2 separate regions of the Homo sapiens genome follow, and region 2 is linked to region 1. The links are chromatin contacts, found by Hi-C in ENCODE. All regions are on one chromosome and are shown on one strand. The core of a region is the stretch at or near the end of the contact, and the rest is flanking DNA. Distances in the headings are between cores, read along the strand shown. Region 1 overlaps GRM7 (glutamate metabotropic receptor 7). Region 2 overlaps GRM7 (glutamate metabotropic receptor 7).

The links. A loop is a pair of places that touch in the nucleus more often than their neighbours do. Pooled maps may share reads with other maps.
Region 2: a map of endothelial cell of umbilical vein shows a loop between it and region 1 (2.6-fold over the local background). The contact joins two enhancer-like sites. A Hi-C loop is called at or near these places in 4 of 168 maps with a recorded cell type or tissue (endothelial cell of umbilical vein, esophagus muscularis mucosa, prostate gland and 1 more) and 5 of 50 pooled maps.

The regions. Positions count from the first base shown.
Region 1 is chr3:7,308,024-7,312,441 of GRCh38, reverse strand. The region is part of intron 4 of GRM7 (glutamate metabotropic receptor 7); the gene reads right to left. Among named protein-coding and RNA genes, the nearest start is that of GRM7-AS1, 230 kb to the left of the region's middle. Within about 2 kb of position 2,586, at least 5 of the 41 ENCODE cell types and tissues checked have a DNase peak (open chromatin) inside an H3K27ac peak, as active enhancers do; they include endothelial cell of umbilical vein, where a contact is called at or near this core.
Region 2 is chr3:7,380,957-7,385,374 of GRCh38, reverse strand. All of the region lies in intron 4 of GRM7 (glutamate metabotropic receptor 7), which reads right to left. Among named protein-coding and RNA genes, the nearest start is that of GRM7-AS1, 150 kb to the left of the region's middle. Within about 2 kb of position 2,579, at least 2 of the 41 ENCODE cell types and tissues checked have a DNase peak (open chromatin) inside an H3K27ac peak, as active enhancers do; they include endothelial cell of umbilical vein, where a contact is called at or near this core.

The DNA of each region.
Region 1 (4,418 bases), core at 1,337-3,836:
GTATGTCCCCAAAGGTTGTCCACCTACTTCTCTCATATGAGTCTACTGATTGCCTCCCTTCCTTTTGAGGAACTGCTCTCTTCTTCTGGGATCCTCTGGCCACAGTAGCACTGCCAAGACACTGCCAAGTAGCATGTTTTCTACTGACCCTGGAAGCCCCTCCTTTGCATTGCTGCCAAGACACCGCATGTGGTGTCAGAGCTGTTCAGACATCTGTGGCAAAGTAAGGGACAGGGCATCGCTCATCATTTATTGCCCGCTGTTAAAAAGTTCCAAAGCACTGCTCCTAGTGTCCTAAATGCTACCAAAGGTTTCAGTTAAACAGAGCTTGAGGGAGACAGGACTCAGATTCATCAATATTCAGCTCTCCTTTATTTTCATAAACAAGCTCCTTGAAAGGAAAATTTGCTATGACTTTGTTATTGGTTAATGATAGAGGAGGAGAAATCATGGACATTTCTTACAGGTAAAAGCATTTGTGAGTAGTGTATGTGAATCTACCACTCTCTTTCCAAAGCTGTACAGTGGTGAAAGAAGAATGTGTTGAGGCCGGGTGCAGTGGCTTATGCCTGTAATCCTAACACTTTGGGAGGCTGAGGCTGGCGGATGACTTGAGGTCAGGAATTCAAGAACAGCCTGGCCAACATGGTGAAACCCTGTCTCTACTAAAAATACAAATATTAGCCAGGTGTGGTAGCACATGCCTGCAGTCCCAGCTACTCAGGGAGGCTGAGGCAGGAGAATCACTTAAACCCGGGAGGCAGAGGTTGCAGTAAGCCAAGACTGCGCCACTGCATTCCAGCTTGGGTGACAAAGCGAGACTCCATCCCAAAAAAAAAAAAAATGTATTGAAACACAAGTGCCATAAGATTGAGACGGCCCAGATTGCAGAACAATACAGGGAGGATAAATGCCCTGGGAAGTCTCCTAGAACCACAGAAGACTTTACATGGGTGAGAAATATTCATGCATTCCATTAGTCCATTGAGAGTCTATCTGTTGCCACTATGTAGCTTAGCCTATCAGACTGAGATCCTTTCTTATGTATGGTCTGCCTGCCTGTTCCCTGTGGGATTTCACCTATGAGTCCAGTGGATGCTGGCCTTGGAAGAGGGAAGTTTGTCTTTTCCTTTTGACAATGAAAACTTATTTACTGGATCTGGCTCATTTTATCATTCTTCCTGTAGAAGAAGTTGTCTCTCAAAGCTCTTCTCAATTCTCAATTAGATTTCTGGAGAATGACCGCATAGTTCATCTACATTTCCCAGGTATATTTGAATCTATCTTTTTTAAAAAGATTTTTCTCTTTACTATTTTATTCTTGACCTCTAGAACTTGTTCATAAAGGATATATGTATCATTTTGATCCTACTTAATAACCTTGATATATACAAAGAATAACTAATTATATGTGACAGATGCTTCAAAGTGGAATAGACACAGCACACCTGAGGGGATGAGATGTGGAACAAGGCTGATGTGATGAGGAAAGGAAAGTATGGAAGGGTAGATGAGACTTATAATGGGGCTCAGAGAATGCAGAGATCTCATGCGAGAGGGATAAGGGAAGAGAGAAAAAAGAGAGTGGAATGATGTAGGCTAAATGGCACTTGGATAGGGTATAACTCAGAAACCATAAAAAGTGGAACAAAAGGCCCTGAAGAAGCTTTCAACCATATTTTCAAGTAGTTTGGGCTCAACTATATTTTTTCAAGTAGTCTGGGTTGCAAGTGACAGAAACCCACTCTGCCACAAATAGCAGGAGTACAGGTTTATCATGCAGTATCTCATTGCTCTCTTATCAAACAAGGTGATAGGGCCAAAAGACATACGCATTGCTTAGAAGCAGCATTGTGGTTCAAGGCAATATTTTCTTTCTCATTTTTTTTCCCCATTCACCTAGAGAAACCCTGTGACACAGGTAGACCATTGCAGGTAATCAAGAGAAGCTAAAGTAGGGCATATCTAAATTGGAGCCAGGAATATTTTAGTTCAGATCTTCACAGCTTTGTTCTTTCCAGTTTTAGGAAAAATAAAGAATTCATTCAAATCATAAGTAAAAATTACTATTATTTTTAAAAAGCTAGCTCTTTAATGCTGGGTCCAGAGTATGTTTTGTCTATTCCTACATACATTGCAGATTTAACTCATGAACCAAGCTGTTCTACAGTCCCATTTGAAAATCATCACCAATTGTGAGAGTCATTATAGTTAGTTTTGAAAATCTACCCTTCATTATACTAGCTTCCTAATGTTAATGAGTATGGAAGAGATGAAATTATGCTGGTCCATGACCCTTGTTGGCCATAATTAGAGGATGCCTAGGACAGCCTCCTTTCAGAGAAGCAGAGCACTTTGGAGGATGAAGAGTTGAAGGCAACGTAGGCCATTAGTACTCTGCAGATTCCTTGGAGGCTGCAGAGGATTATTAAGAGTCTAGTTAATGGGGCAACACATGAGTGAGGAAATGCCAGGGATTCCTTGGCTCATCAGACAATGCAGACACACTAAAAATTACAGAAGTGTTTTGGCTCAGGAGCTGGAGGAGTGCTGCCAAGTTCTAGAGACATTCCCCAGATTTCCCATAAACACTGGGCAGGCAGCGGGACCACAGCCACCCCTCCAGGAAACTGGCTCCTTTCATCATTAAATCGAAAGGGGGGAAATGACACCCTTGGCTAAGAAACACTAAAGTTCCCTTTTTCCACAAATGGAGAATAAGTACAGATAGAAGAGAAAGGCCACTTTCAAAGAGGCAATAAATCTGCCAGCATTTTGGCCTAACACAATTTCTGCTTATTTTGAATGCATACTCAGAAAAATGCCGGCCGAAAATCCAGATGTTTGCTGAACGTAGTCATGATATGGATCTAAAGGGAAAAAAAGGTAGATTACTGATTGGCTTTTCCCTTCCATCTGAGGGTATAGCATTATACAACACAAAGATATAGGAATGGAGCAGTATCATGAATATTTGAAAAATATTCTACCCCAGCATAATTCAATATGAAACATCTGCAAAACAGGAAAAAGATAAAAGGAAACAAACAAGAAAACAAGCAAATGACTGTAGGGAAGGACAGGAAAACTTACTTGCCCACATAGGCTCTGCTCCATTTATAGTTTTATCTTAGATTATTTCATAGTTTTGTTCAGAAGCTTTGGCATAACTGAATGCATTTCTTCTTTTTTAACTTTCATAGAAGTGACACTGTAAATGCATAGATGCTATCTTAATGTTCTGTCTGCTACGAAAGTGAACAAAACTTGATTGTTCTTTATAAGAAATGTACCTAGGCAATATGGCTAGATGGAAGCCACAGCATTTTTGTACATGGCCACAAAAAATCTTCACTCTTCTCTGGGTGAGATTAGAAAATTTCATATGAACTCTTGCTATTCCATCACATTCTAACATTGTTTTTAAAACAGTGCTCTCCAATTTCATTCTTTGGAATCTTAATTTTTACTTTGCTAGTTCATGATGCTGTTCTTTGTCTGATTTTGTAAATTTGTATATTTCTATATCTACATGAAAATAATATTTTACCTCAATAATTTGTTAAACCTTTGAGATAACCCAGTAAGTTCCCTAAAATATCAGGCATCAGGGGTTAATGGCCATGGAATATGTGCATTGTGTCTACATGGCATCCACAGCCTAGGAAGAGAGGACCTCAGTTGAAGCCCTGAAAGTTCTTCGTTTTCCTTGAATCTCACCCAACTCTTGCCCTTCACCCCTCCTTACAGTCACCTGAGTGAACTTCTAAACCTTCCAATGCCACCACAATCACATCTCACACATGCGGATGCTCTTCAGATTTTCAGCATAAAGTAACAAACTCCTTAGTACAGTTTTCAAGACCCTTTGCAATGCAACTTCTGGCCCACTTTCAAACTGATTTTGTGCCATGTCCTTATATGATCTGCGATTCCTCCATCCCTCCAGACACATAATCACTTAAGAATGTGTTTGAGCACCTACAACTTTCAGCAAAGAACCATGTGCTGGGGGTACGATGGTGCATAATAGGGATATTTCTAGACAGAGACAAGTAAAGAGGTAGTTCCAACAGTAGGAGATGTGTGGGATGCCATAGAAGGAATGGAAGGGGTTTCTAACCCACACTTGGTTGGGGTGAGATGGCCACAGATGGCTCCCATGAAAAATTAACATCTGAGACCCCCAAAATAAATAGAAGTCAATCAACCAAACAGTGTAGCAATGATTAGTACTCTAGAAGAGGAAAGGGTCTCCCCAGTGTCTTGTAAATAGGAACATTCTTAAAGAACTGGAAGGATTTTAAGAAGGCAGGAGTGCAGGACAGTGCTGCAGAATGAATTATTTGTATTTTCCCTAATGTGTCCTGTTCCTTCATTTCCCTGTATCTCTGAGGGAACTTTCATCCCAGTTATCA
Region 2 (4,418 bases), core at 1,330-3,829, 73 kb before region 1:
GAGCCAAGATCACGCCACTGCACTCCAGCCTGTGCGACAGAGCGAGACTCTGTCTTAAAAAAAAAAAAAAAAAAAAAAAAAAAAATCCATATAGAAATAAGATTCCACAAATAAGTGCTTTTTTATCAATATGTCTAAAATACTCCTTTAAATAAATATAAATTATATTAAGAGAAATAAGTCACATTCTATATTGTCAAATATAATGACTTAATCTCCCGGAAATGCATTTTCCCTTATTTTGATGAGAAAGGCTTATCAAGTTATTGTTCGCACATTTTAAAAGGAGGCTTTAATTTCTTTCTTTAGCCCTAAGGGAAAATGTGAACACTGGATATTATTTGGAGTTTTTCACATGAAATATGTTTCATTTAAAGGCAGTTTACAAAGGAAAGTAAAATTGTTATCTTTTTTCCAGTATTACATCTATTGTTTAAAATGTATTTGTAAGATATTTGATCTCCATAGCACATTTCTTAAGTTTCTGTCACTTTTTGGAGGAAAGAGAGAGGGGAAGTGTGGCCAGTTTTTTTGATCAGGCAAAGCTGATAGATGCCCTTGTAAAAGCTCCCCAATCTCTCTGTAGCCAGGTAGAGCTAAACTGATTTGTGACTGTGTGTACACCTGCTGTATTCGACTTGATAGCCACCAGCCCCGTGTGGCTGTTGAACAACTGAAACGTGTCTTGATCAACTTAAGGTGCTCTAAATGTAGAAGACATCCAAGATTTTGAAGACTTAGTATGAAAAAAAGAATGTAAAGTATCTCATTCATAATGTTATTTGATTATATGTTGAGATGATATTTGGGATACATTGGGTTAAATAAAATATATTATAAACTTAATTTCACCTATTTATTTTTACCTTTTTAAAATATGGCTACTAGAAAATACTAATTTGTATGTATTATTGGATTATATTTCTATTGGACAGCATTGGCACAAACTTCAACAATTAAAAGATTCCAAATGTTGGTGGATGTTTTTTCAATTATCCAAATATTTAATTTATATTACTCCAAAAATTGATACAAATGTATTATTCGGCCAGGTGCAGTACCTCATGCCTGTAATCCCAGCACTTTGGGGGGTCAAGGTGGGCAGGTCACCAGAGGTCAGGAGTTTGAGACCAGCCTGGCTGACATGGCGAAACCCTGTCTCTACTAAAAATGTAAAAATTAGCCAGGCACAGTGGCGTGTGCCTACTGTCCCAGCTACTCAGGAGGCTGAGGCACGAGAATCGCTTGAACCCGGGAGGTGGAGGTTGTGGTGAGCCAAAATTGCGCCACTGCACTCCAGCCTGGCCAAGAGAGTGGGACTCTGTCTCCTAAATAAAGAAATAAATACATGTATTATTTATTTTTGGCCTAAAATGTCATTAAAATTTCATTTTACCCTTAGAGTAGGGTCCAGATGACTTAGATGGCTTGTTTCTACCTAGTGAGAATTTTAAATATACTTAGGTTAAAAAGGTAAACTCCACGAAGCTGAAGAGGGACAAGGAAAATTATAGTTCTACGTAAAAAAGTAAACATTAACGTTAATTAAAATAACTTTAGATAGATTTCATATACCCCAGGGTGGTATGGATCAATTTTTATATATTTCCTTGGCTTAATATTTGAATGACTTGAATGCAGATGTTTCTGTTTTTATATCCTTGCCTTCCAGTGTAGCAGGGAAAGCCAGAAGATTAGTTTAAGTGGACTGTTGCGGGGGTGGAATCTATGACATTTCCTTTGAAGGGCCTCTTAATGGTGTATCTCAATGTTATATACTAAAGTTTGTTAGTCTTTAGGGCATCTTATCTGATAGGTAAATATTACTCTGTAATAATTCAATAGAGAAGTATGTATATAAACAGAACTGATTTTGTGTCATTTTTTGGCATGGCTATGTATACAAGGTATTATTTCCTAATAACATGAAACTGCTCTACAAGTTTCATTTTTAAATATCTGTTTGGATCACAAAGCTTAATTTCTATCCCTCCATAAACCATCTTTATGTCCATCCCCACTTTCATTATCTCCTTTCAGATACCACAGTTCTATAAACCTAAAAGCCAGAAACAAAGATGAAACACAGGTACCCACTCAATAGTCTGAGCACTTCTTAGGTGTAAGAAACTGCAACAGCAATTGTAGGGATCCAGATATTTATTGTATCTAAATTAAACATCTTAAATCATTTTCCATGAGAACCTATGAAAAAGAAGAGAATACGATATTTCCTGCAGGATCAATGTCTTGACACCCAACAGCTTCACTCTGAAATTTGGATGTGGGGGCTAGAGTGTGGATCTGGGTTGTAAGGATATTCAGGATCACTCGCTAAGGAGCACGAGAAAAATCAATACAAACACATGGCCCACTTGGTACGGTTGAAAAAAATCTCAATTTCCTCTCCTTGAAGTCACAGTCTGTGGATAGCAAGGGTACAGCCTCCAGTGTATTAAGCAAAGTATGTGTGAAATGAGATGTAAATGATCTGTTCCAAAGTCCAGAGCCTACTGAGATTGTGCAATGTAGTTTGGCATTCAGACTCATTAATTTCTGCCATCTCCAAGGTCTGCTTCCTTAATATAACTAAGAGGGCAGTTTGCCCAACTTTCTTCAAATGTTGTTTTAGGTTACCCATATCTCAACTAATTAAACAAGATATATAAACACACTATCAGACTACTTTATTTTTTTCCTTTCAATCCTTACTCTTCCTATGTATTCTATTGTTTTCCCTTTTTATTCAACAAGCTTTTATGAAGTGTCTTCAGTGTTCCAGTTATTATTCAGAGTGAACTCAAACATGAGGGAACAAAACATGAACATTTATGCCTTGCAGAGTTTACATTCCCATAATGAGTCAGAAATGGGTTTTGTTACTTGCTGTAATAAAACTCTGATGGTTTGAGGAGCATTCCCAGTAAATTTCAGGAATAAAGCCAAGATACACACCATCGCAGCCCTGTTCTGCACAATGATGAAGAGCTTCTCTATCAAAACAAAAGAAGAAAAAGTAACAAGAGACATGGAATAGAAATGAAGATACAAAATCTTCATGCTTCCCATTTAATAGGCCTATATACATGGAAAATCTCTGATAATCTAAAGGCAATCAAAGCTCATAAGATTACCTGATAATTATCATCAACTTGGTACAGAAATAAACAGCTTTCACTCATAGTAAGAAGACTCTAAATCCACCAAAAGATCCAATAAAAAAGCCATAAGGTAAGCAGAATTTTTTTTAGAGACAGAGAGAAAAGAAGGATCATTATAAAGAATTTCATAAAATATTATTGATGAATGGCTGTTGGTTTTTTTTATCTGGTACAGCATTTGATAGTGACTTAACTCATTTTGGGTCATGGACTTTAAATAAAACAAACATGATTTTTATGTAACCCATGGGTCATCATCCTAGAAATAAATGCACACACATAAAACACTGTGGTGTGTGAGAGTGTTTGCCTAACACATGAAGGCCACTTACCCTGAGCTAGGTAACCTTAAATGTGCCTTCAACTCAGAAATGATTGATTCTCCCATTATTATCACTTTAAGATCACATTGATAGGATATAATCAAAACCAAAATAATAAATGTTTAAATTAATGAGATCCTACAATTTTCAAGGCACTCTGCTAAGCACGTTATTTACATTATCACATTTAATGTTCACAACAAACCAATAGTGTAGTCACTATTATTATTCCCACTGTATAGATGAGGAAATGGAGGCTCATAGAGGTCAACTAATCCCATACTTCAATACGGTCAGGCGGCTCTTTGGATATACATCTTTTCATAGAACCAACTGATGTATCATATTTTGCTTTTTTCTAGAAAACTTAGTTTATATTTATATACACCTTAGTATAAATGTTTAATGCTTGCCTCCCCAATGATCCATAAACCCCAAGAATAGAGACCTTGATGAGTTTCATTCACCAATGTAACCCCCATTACCTGCACATGATATAGGACTTAATTATCACTCAATAAATACTGGCAGAATATATTAATGAGTAGGGAAAAGAATGAATGAATAATGAATAAACTGTGCAAAATTGTGTAGCTTTTGAGTAGAAAAGCCTGGATTTTTGTCCAGATTTGCATGCCTTCAGAGCCCCACATAATGTAAATGAAGTTATACAACAAATAAAAAGAATAAAAATATTTTAAAATAGAGTTGAACATCAAAAAAAAACTAACTAAATAATAGCATAAAGTCAAGGAAGTAGATGATACTCAAATGTACTTGAGAAAGGTAGTACTGGCTTTGAGCCCTCTACTGACGAAACTAAGAGAAGAATGATAAATTTCTTCTGCTTCCAAATTTGACTTCCTCCACCCCATAATGCCTCTCTTATCATAATTCCTTATTTTTGCTTGACTTATGACTTCAAAACACACGG